Regions from separate parts of the Homo sapiens genome. Here region 2 is linked to region 1. Evidence: chromatin contacts called from ENCODE Hi-C or POLR2A ChIA-PET data. All regions are on one chromosome and are shown on one strand. Each heading gives the region's core, a stretch centred on a gene start or an enhancer-like site at or near the end of the contact. The rest is flanking DNA. Distances are from core to core; before and after follow the strand shown.

The links. Hi-C counts contacts between places; a loop is a spot of excess contacts on that map. ChIA-PET counts read pairs that join two places held with the same protein, here RNA polymerase II (POLR2A). Pooled maps may share reads with other maps.
Region 2: a map of tibial artery shows a loop between it and region 1 (5-fold over the local background). The contact joins the promoter of CTNNB1 here to the enhancer-like site in region 1. A Hi-C loop is called at or near these places in 3 of 168 maps with a recorded cell type or tissue (ascending aorta, endometrial microvascular endothelial cells and tibial artery) and 9 of 50 pooled maps. POLR2A ChIA-PET finds 5 or more read pairs at or near these places in 6 of 52 experiments (H1, SK-N-SH, WTC11 and 2 more).

What each region holds. Positions count from the first base shown.
Region 1 is chr3:40,998,850-41,002,610 of GRCh38, forward strand. No RefSeq gene overlaps it. Among named protein-coding and RNA genes, the nearest start is that of CTNNB1, 200 kb to the right of the region's middle. Within about 2 kb of position 1,747, at least 2 of the 41 ENCODE cell types and tissues checked have a DNase peak (open chromatin) inside an H3K27ac peak, as active enhancers do; they include ascending aorta and tibial artery, where a contact is called at or near this core.
Region 2 is chr3:41,197,780-41,201,540 of GRCh38, forward strand. CTNNB1 (catenin beta 1) reads left to right here and starts at 1,726. Exons shown (of 15, transcript NM_001904.4): 1 at 1,726-1,891. RefSeq lists silencers at 1,127-1,586, 2,017-2,136 and enhancers at 1,429-2,375, 1,717-1,776, 2,487-2,596.

The DNA of each region.
Region 1 (3,761 bases), core at 497-2,996:
TCTTCCTCAGGCTTCAGGCTTCAGTACCACACACCAGTTGTCTACGGGACACTCCCATGACACCCCAGCCGGACTCCTTGTTTTGCCCTGTGGACTCATTCTCCTCCCTCCTCTGCCGAGTCAGTTAACTGCATGAGGATCCTTTCCTAGAAGTATCACCTCCCGCTGACCTCAGGGAGTCATTTAAGTGACCCAATTTGGATAAAATGAAAGCCAGGATCAGTTTTTTTGTTCAGTTATTGGGAAAGAAAATCTCTTATTTCCATCCCCAAGACATGGGGCTGCCGTTTGTGTGTGTTTGTGTGTGTGTGTGTGTGTAAAGGCAGAGCCTACTAAGAGTGAAGAAGAGGCTGAAGCTGTCAGGCAGCTGTTACGGGTTCTCTCCGCTTCAGGGTGCCAGCCGCTTCCAGCTGCATCTCTTTGCCCATGGGCTTTCTCAGAACTCTCCGAAGGCTGCACTGCCTGAGTGCCCAGCAGCTGGAAGCGCCGGGGAATTAATACTCCCTCAGGGAGGCCCTCTACCATCGACTGATGGGAATTGTTGCCCCAGCTGCCTCGCCCCTCAGGTGGGTAACACTGAGGCATGCAATCCACCAGGTTTCCCAGAGCTGCACTGTGGGATTAAGCTCCAGATACCCACAGGGAGAGCTGGCTGGATCCTGCACCGCTTTTTGGCTATCTTCCCTTCCCTGTCTCACTTCCCCACACTCTCACTGGTACCTCCTGCATCTTCCAAATCACAGTCAAATTCTTGCCTCAGGGTCTGCTTTGGGGAAACCCACATTAAAAGGTGGCAACACCAAGGACACAGTTAAAATAACAAAAGGAGGCAAGGAAAAGTAGTCTCAGTCATCATTTGAACCCTGGATCAAGTAATGTCTGAGGCAATACAGCATTTTTTTTCCTTAAACAAACCTGGTATTTTTTTTTGTCAGTTGCAACACTGAGTCTTAGCAGATATATCTAAAATTGTGCAAAAACCACTGGACAACACTGACACTGCCATTCCAGATCCTTCACAACGTGGTTCCAGCCTTAGCTTCTCCAACACTCTACCCCACCCTTCCCCACCTCCAGACACAGACCAGACTGGGCTCCTCACTGATAGTGGAAACCCTCCATGCACTTTTGTACAGTCAAGCCATTTCTGCCACTAGGCACATCCCACTCATGCACCCAGCCCTTCTCTGTTGGACCAAATGCCATCCATCTTGCAGGGTTCGAGTCTGGAGCCCTCTTTGCTCCCTTTACCCAGGTCAAAGTCTCCTCCATTTTCTGGCAAGATATTGTTCACTTCTCATGGCACTTTCCATGTTCCTCTCATGTGTATAATAGCAAGAATTTTCTATTAAAATTACCACCTGTCTCAGACAGGAGGCTCTGGATGCTGCTCTTGCCTTGTGTCTAGGTCTGCCTAATGGTTACACAGGTGTGTTCACTTTGTGGAAAATTATCAAATGATGTGCTTCTAATGTGTGCACATTACCTGTTAATAAAATCATTTATTTAAAAATAAAATATCAGCTGCAATCTAAAGTTCTCATGGCAGAGGGAAAGTCCTTTTTTCCTTCTGAGTGCTATGATACATTTGGGTTATACAACTTGAGGATTAGGAGATGGCTGAATGACTTGCCCCCAAGGAGGAAGAATTGTGGCTTCCCAGAGTCGGGAAGAGTGGGTGAGCAGGATAGACGGAGGAAAGGAAGAACAACCACATACCCACAAGGCGATTGCCACTCCGTGACTCTCAGCTTTCAACACATTATCTAAATTCACAAAATGCTTGGCACAAGTGGATTTTTTCTGGACTGTGGTAAAGTGGCTTAGTTCCATGTGTCCACTGACGCAGAATGAGATGTTGTTAGCATACTTGATTCAGGAGTTGGCAGTAAAGAGCCCCAAGAGAGGGTAACTCTGAAAATTAGTGTTTGTCACTGGGAGGACGTCAGACTTTATGGGGCCAAAAAATTGGATGTTGAAGCCAAGTTTAGTCCCTACCAGAGGAATAGGAATATGATACAGTGTTCTCAGTATGTCTTTTCTCCTTTATTGGTCTGTAAGGTTCTTGAGGTTGAAAATAGCAATTGGATGGGTGAAGAGAGAGAAATATTTCCCCTTTACTTGTCCTCTTTTCTCAACTCTAAACACAAAAAGGTGCCGACCAAAATATTTTTTGCATGAAGTAATGAAAAATAGAGAAGAGGGACTTGGTATTCTTGGATAGACAAGAATTCTCCTGATATAGAAGCGCCTAAACAGTATAAAGAACAAAAAAATTATAGTTGAAGACGAGGCTGAAATCTCAGTTTAACCACTTACTAGTTGTGTGACTTTGGGCAAGTCACAGCCTCTCTGAACTTCAGTCTTTTCATCTATAAAGTTGGTGCCTAAGGAAATAATTTTATAAATGGTAAACTGCTTTTTAGATTTCTGTGTTGACAGCATTGTTTTCAGGACCTGCATTCTAAGCTGGCAAGGCTTGCCTGAACAGTGTAACTTTTCTGCACACAAATTCCTCCCCCATGAGTTTGTAAACTCTGGCACAGCTGGAACAGGTATCAAAAGTATAGAAATGCAAATATTCATTGATTGAATTCGCACAGAGGTGTAAGTGATTCTTGGTAGATTCGTTCCATAAAGAATAGGTTTTCTTTGATGAAAGGACACTGGGAATTTTAGCAGGATGGGGAGAGGCCACAAGAGAAGGGACTGGGGCCACTGGCAACTTCATTTCAAATGCCATTAAGAAAAGGCCCTCATACCTCCCCTGCTGTATCATCACTGCTATGTGTTATTGTCATTTGTGTTCCTATCTCGTTGAAGTAGGCAGATGTTACATGAACTTTGGATAGAAATGAACCAGGTGTGAAATGTGTCTTCTCAAAGTAACACCTGCAGGAAGTTGCACCTGGCCCTTCTTCTCAAAGTGCCTCCCAGTGAGGGAGTGATGTTTGCCAGATGCACCCTTCCAGCATCCCTGTAGGGCCCTACCCAGTAGTGGGTGCAGCAGTTATCCTGTAGATCAGGCCTTCTGACTTTTGGGTGGCTAAGGAATCCCTGGGAGTTTTGTTTAAATGAAGACTGTAGTTCTGCAGGACTGGGGTGGGGTCTGAGATCCTGAATTTCTGACAAGCTCTCCCAGGTGATGCTCATGCTGCTGGTGCATGGACTGTGCTTTTAGGAGCTAGGCTGCAGAGGCTTGTTAAATTAACAAATGAATGAATAAGTAATAAATGAATTAATTTGTTAAAATTCCATTACCTATATTATCAGTCGTAGCTCTTTCATCTACTAAGAGACTCTTACCTGTCTGCCCCTCCCAGGAAATTGCAGGTTATTATTTGCAGGCAGCTGTCTGACAGGAAGCCAGGATCTGTCTTCAGCCATGTGGCCTGTCTCTGCTTTTGAGCAGCAGCTGCCTACCCCTCGGCCCCCACACCCCCAGCCTGTGCCCTGTAACTCACCAGGTAGCATTTGATGTGAAGATGAAAGGACCGGCACACCTGGGTGTCTGCCCCACTCTCCAAGCTCTACTTCCTCGACATCAATCAGTCCAACCCTCTCACTGATTCAAATTAAAAGCTGAGCTCCCCAGCTCCTGCTGCAACAAATTCTGGTTCACAACTGAACCCAACACCAGCTCAGCCTGGCCCAACCCCAAGAATAGGTGGTGGGACCAGCCACTGGTCACTTCCTTGCTCAACCTCTGGGGACCAATTCCATGGTCAGCTGACTGTCATTCTCTTCCTAACTTCCCAGGT
Region 2 (3,761 bases), core at 476-2,975, 200 kb after region 1:
AAAACGCCATTTATACTTTTGAGTTTATATTAGAAACACGGTTTTGATGAAATACCTTTTTCGGTTCAATCTTTTTGAATTGTGACCACAACCAATAGCTACACTTAGATTCTACAGAATTAGTAGGAAAGATACAAATGAGAAGGTCTTTCTAGACAATGGATCTCACTGAACATCATCTTAGTGTGTAGACTTTTTCCACTGCAGTGGCCCACATGTGCTATGGTGACAGACGGCAGTTGGCATTACCACTTATATAGTAAAATATCTTTAAGACAAAAATAAAAGTTATTTAAAGAATACGCTGGCCCTGAAACATGAGCTGTGCCTTAAACTACATATCCTACCTCCATGAGTGAATGAATAAGTGGGTTTTCCGCCTGCATCTATGTGTTAAGACCTATTGTTTGCTTGTATTAATTGTAGTCCTGGGATAAAAGCACAGAGGTAACTTTCACTGCTGCTTTTTGTACTCTCTCCAATGTTTTGGAGGAAAAATAAGCACAAACAATAGCCTAGAGAAACTGAATCGATCATACTTGTTGCAGCTTCGACAAACGTCAATTTTGCTGCATTAGAATGGGAAACATTTTTCAGTCTATTGAAATGAATTACAAACGTTTTTAAATAGAAAATTAGTTAAAAAATTGGAGGCTGCTTAATCGATAGCTTTCTCTATAAACATACTTGGATTTCACAAATAAGTAATACCGTAAAAATCTTCTTCTCCAAAGAAAAATCCCCACAAATAAATCTATTGATACCTAGTGACAAGTGGAACCAGATAAAAATGGAATCTATAAGAATTAACCTAATTGACAGCGCTCTGGAGCTAATCCATTTCCATTAGTTATTTGTTCACAGTAGGTACTCCTAAGGACTTGTTGAATTGCGGGCTTGGCGCCCGTTCTACGGAGAGTTCACAGCCTTCGTGAGTGGGGACAGAAGGCGGCTCGGCCCGGTGATTCAGGTCGAAATTCAAGCTGAACAGCCTGCTGAGAGGTGGGATCCACCATCCGGACAGTGGGGGGCTTTGGGGGTGCTGTGAGACTGGGCTGCGACCCAGGTCCAGCAGGGAGTGTGCGGCACAGACCACAAGGTCGGCGAGGCCCCCTAACCCGCGCCCGGCCGGGAACCCGCAGACCAGCGACGGGGCAGCTGCGGGGCCAGGAGCGCCCCAAGACGGGCGGGCGCTGAACCCGAGCCCCTGCCGCCGCCCTGGCCCCGAACTTCCGCCCTCCCAGGACCTGTCCCGGCCGCCCCGAGCGGTACTCGAAGGCCGGGGCCGAGATGCCACCTTCCGCAGGCCGCGGGAAAGGCGCGCCGAGTCCTGCAGCTGCTCTCCCGGTTCGGGAAACGCGCGGGGCGGGGGCGTCGGGCTTGGGACAGGGGAGGATACCAGGGCCACCTTCCCCAACCCAGGCCGCGGGGGCCCGGCCTCCCCGATGCAGACCACAGCGCCCTCACGGGCTGCCCTCAGGCCGCGCAGCGGGCAGCCGCCAGCCGTCACCCCGGGGAGCGTCCGTGGGGTGCCCAGGCACCCCACCCCGGCCCGGGGCGCTCAGACGGCAGCAGACTGCTGGGCGGCGCGGGGACTACTTTCCACCGCCCCCTCGCGCCCCGCCCCTTGTCCTCGCGCGGCGGAACGCTCCGCGCTGCGCCGGTGGCGGCAGGATACAGCGGCTTCTGCGCGACTTATAAGAGCTCCTTGTGCGGCGCCATTTTAAGCCTCTCGGTCTGTGGCAGCAGCGTTGGCCCGGCCCCGGGAGCGGAGAGCGAGGGGAGGCGGAGACGGAGGAAGGTCTGAGGAGCAGCTTCAGTCCCCGCCGAGCCGCCACCGCAGGTCGAGGACGGTCGGACTCCCGCGGCGGGAGGAGCCTGTTCCCCTGAGGTGCTTGGGCGCTCCTTTCCTTATCCTTCCGGGGCTGCTCCCGCTTCCTCTCGGAGCCAAACTTCGTAGCAGGCGCGCGGTCCGGGCGGCGGGCTGGGCGCAGCCGGGAGGCCTGGGGTTGGGAGCGGGGAGCTCAGGTGGGGGACGGTGAGGGTGGGCCGCGCCCGGGGCGCGGAGGGCGGCGGCCGGGCCCGGGTTCCGGTCGCGCTGCCTCTCTGGGGCCCTGGGGGCATCGCTTGCGGGGAGGGGGCGCCGCGGGGGCGCGTACAGGAGCCCGGATGGCAGGCGGGGTGGGGGTGGGGGTGGGGGTCTGTGGTTTCCGTCCGGGGCTCTGGCCTTGGCCGAGTTTGGGGGAGGGACCCGGTGCCTCGGGATGCGCCGGGCCCTGGGTGGGGGGCGGGGTGGGGACGGGGGGCTCCGCCTTCTCAGCTCTTGCGGCGAGTTGGGGTTCGGGCGCTGAGGCAGAGACGCCACCCTAAGTCCCATCAGTCCTGGGGATCGGACCAGTGGACTTTCTCTTAAGATTTCCTCTTTCATTCTTAAGAATAGAAGTGTTATTATTTTTTTTAATGCCCTGGCTATGTGAGTTTGAATCGAAGCAACTTTAAACCTTAGAGCAACTAAACTCTAAGTGCAGCGGGTGCGATGCGTCAGTAGGGTGAGCACATAAAAAATCCATGTCTTGCACCTGTATTTTAGCGTACTATGCAGGTGAGTGAAAGCAGTGGATAATGTACTGGGAGTCTTATGGATTTATGGTAGTGGGTATGAGACCCTGGTGAAATAAGGGGGTGGAGGAAGGCGAAGGTGATGGCTTACTGTTTCTTACCAAGTGAACTGCAGGATTCAGCCTCTGACTCAGACCGCTTCGAGAATTTTGTTCGTAGAAATAATTTAAATTTATTCAAATAGTTTGATGGCAGCTAAAATTGAATTATAGAGCACGTTTTCTTTTCAGCGGAGTGAATTTTTCCTTCGCTCCAAAGCTGGCCAAATGGAATTCAAGCATTGCAACTTCTTTCAGTGTTTTGTCTGGAGAGAGGACTTTGAACCGAGACTTTTCGAAGTTAAGTTCCTATAGCCTGCTTCTGAATCTGCCAAGCTTGAAAGCTTTGGCAGTTGGGTGTATGTAGTTGTTGCCTTCGTTCTCTTCCCTTTTGGAGGGAGCGTTGTCTCCTACTTTGTATCTTCCAGACATCTGTGGTCTTCCCCCCACCCCTCGAGTTTGTGAGTGGTGAATGAAGAAAGACTAGGCTGCTGGTATGCAGAGGTCGGCAAAAGGAAATCGAGGAGTGGTTTTAGTGAAATGAGAGCTTTGTATCATGAATAATGGTGGCTTAGGCTAGACATCAACTTGAAGAGACGGCAGCATTTCCTTTCATAAAGTCTAGGCTAATGTTTTTCAGATCGCTAAGTTGTAGTTTGTCTGGAATTTAGGAAGCCATTTCAGTATTTGTCACTTGGTGAACGAACATTCAATACCTTCAGATGTCTTCGTGTTGACTTGTATTCATCCTAAGAAATAGTAAATATAGTCTCAAGTGTTATTTATGTTATACTGCTGGTTTATTCTCTGCTTAAATTATTGACATAAATTTCTACTTTGGAGGCTTTTCGTTTGAACTAAGGCTGTGCGGAATTTATTTTACTTTTATATTTAAATCTTTGAAAAATCTCTGATTAAAAAAAAAGTACCCTTAAAGGTTTGAGGATGTCCTTTCACACCAGACAAAATTTGGTTAATTTGCGCCCAATATTCATTACTTTGACCTAACCTTTGTTCTGAAGGCCGTGTACAAGGACAAGGCCCTGAGATTATTGCAACAGTAACTTGAAAAACTTTCAGAAGTCTATTCTGTAGGATTAAAGG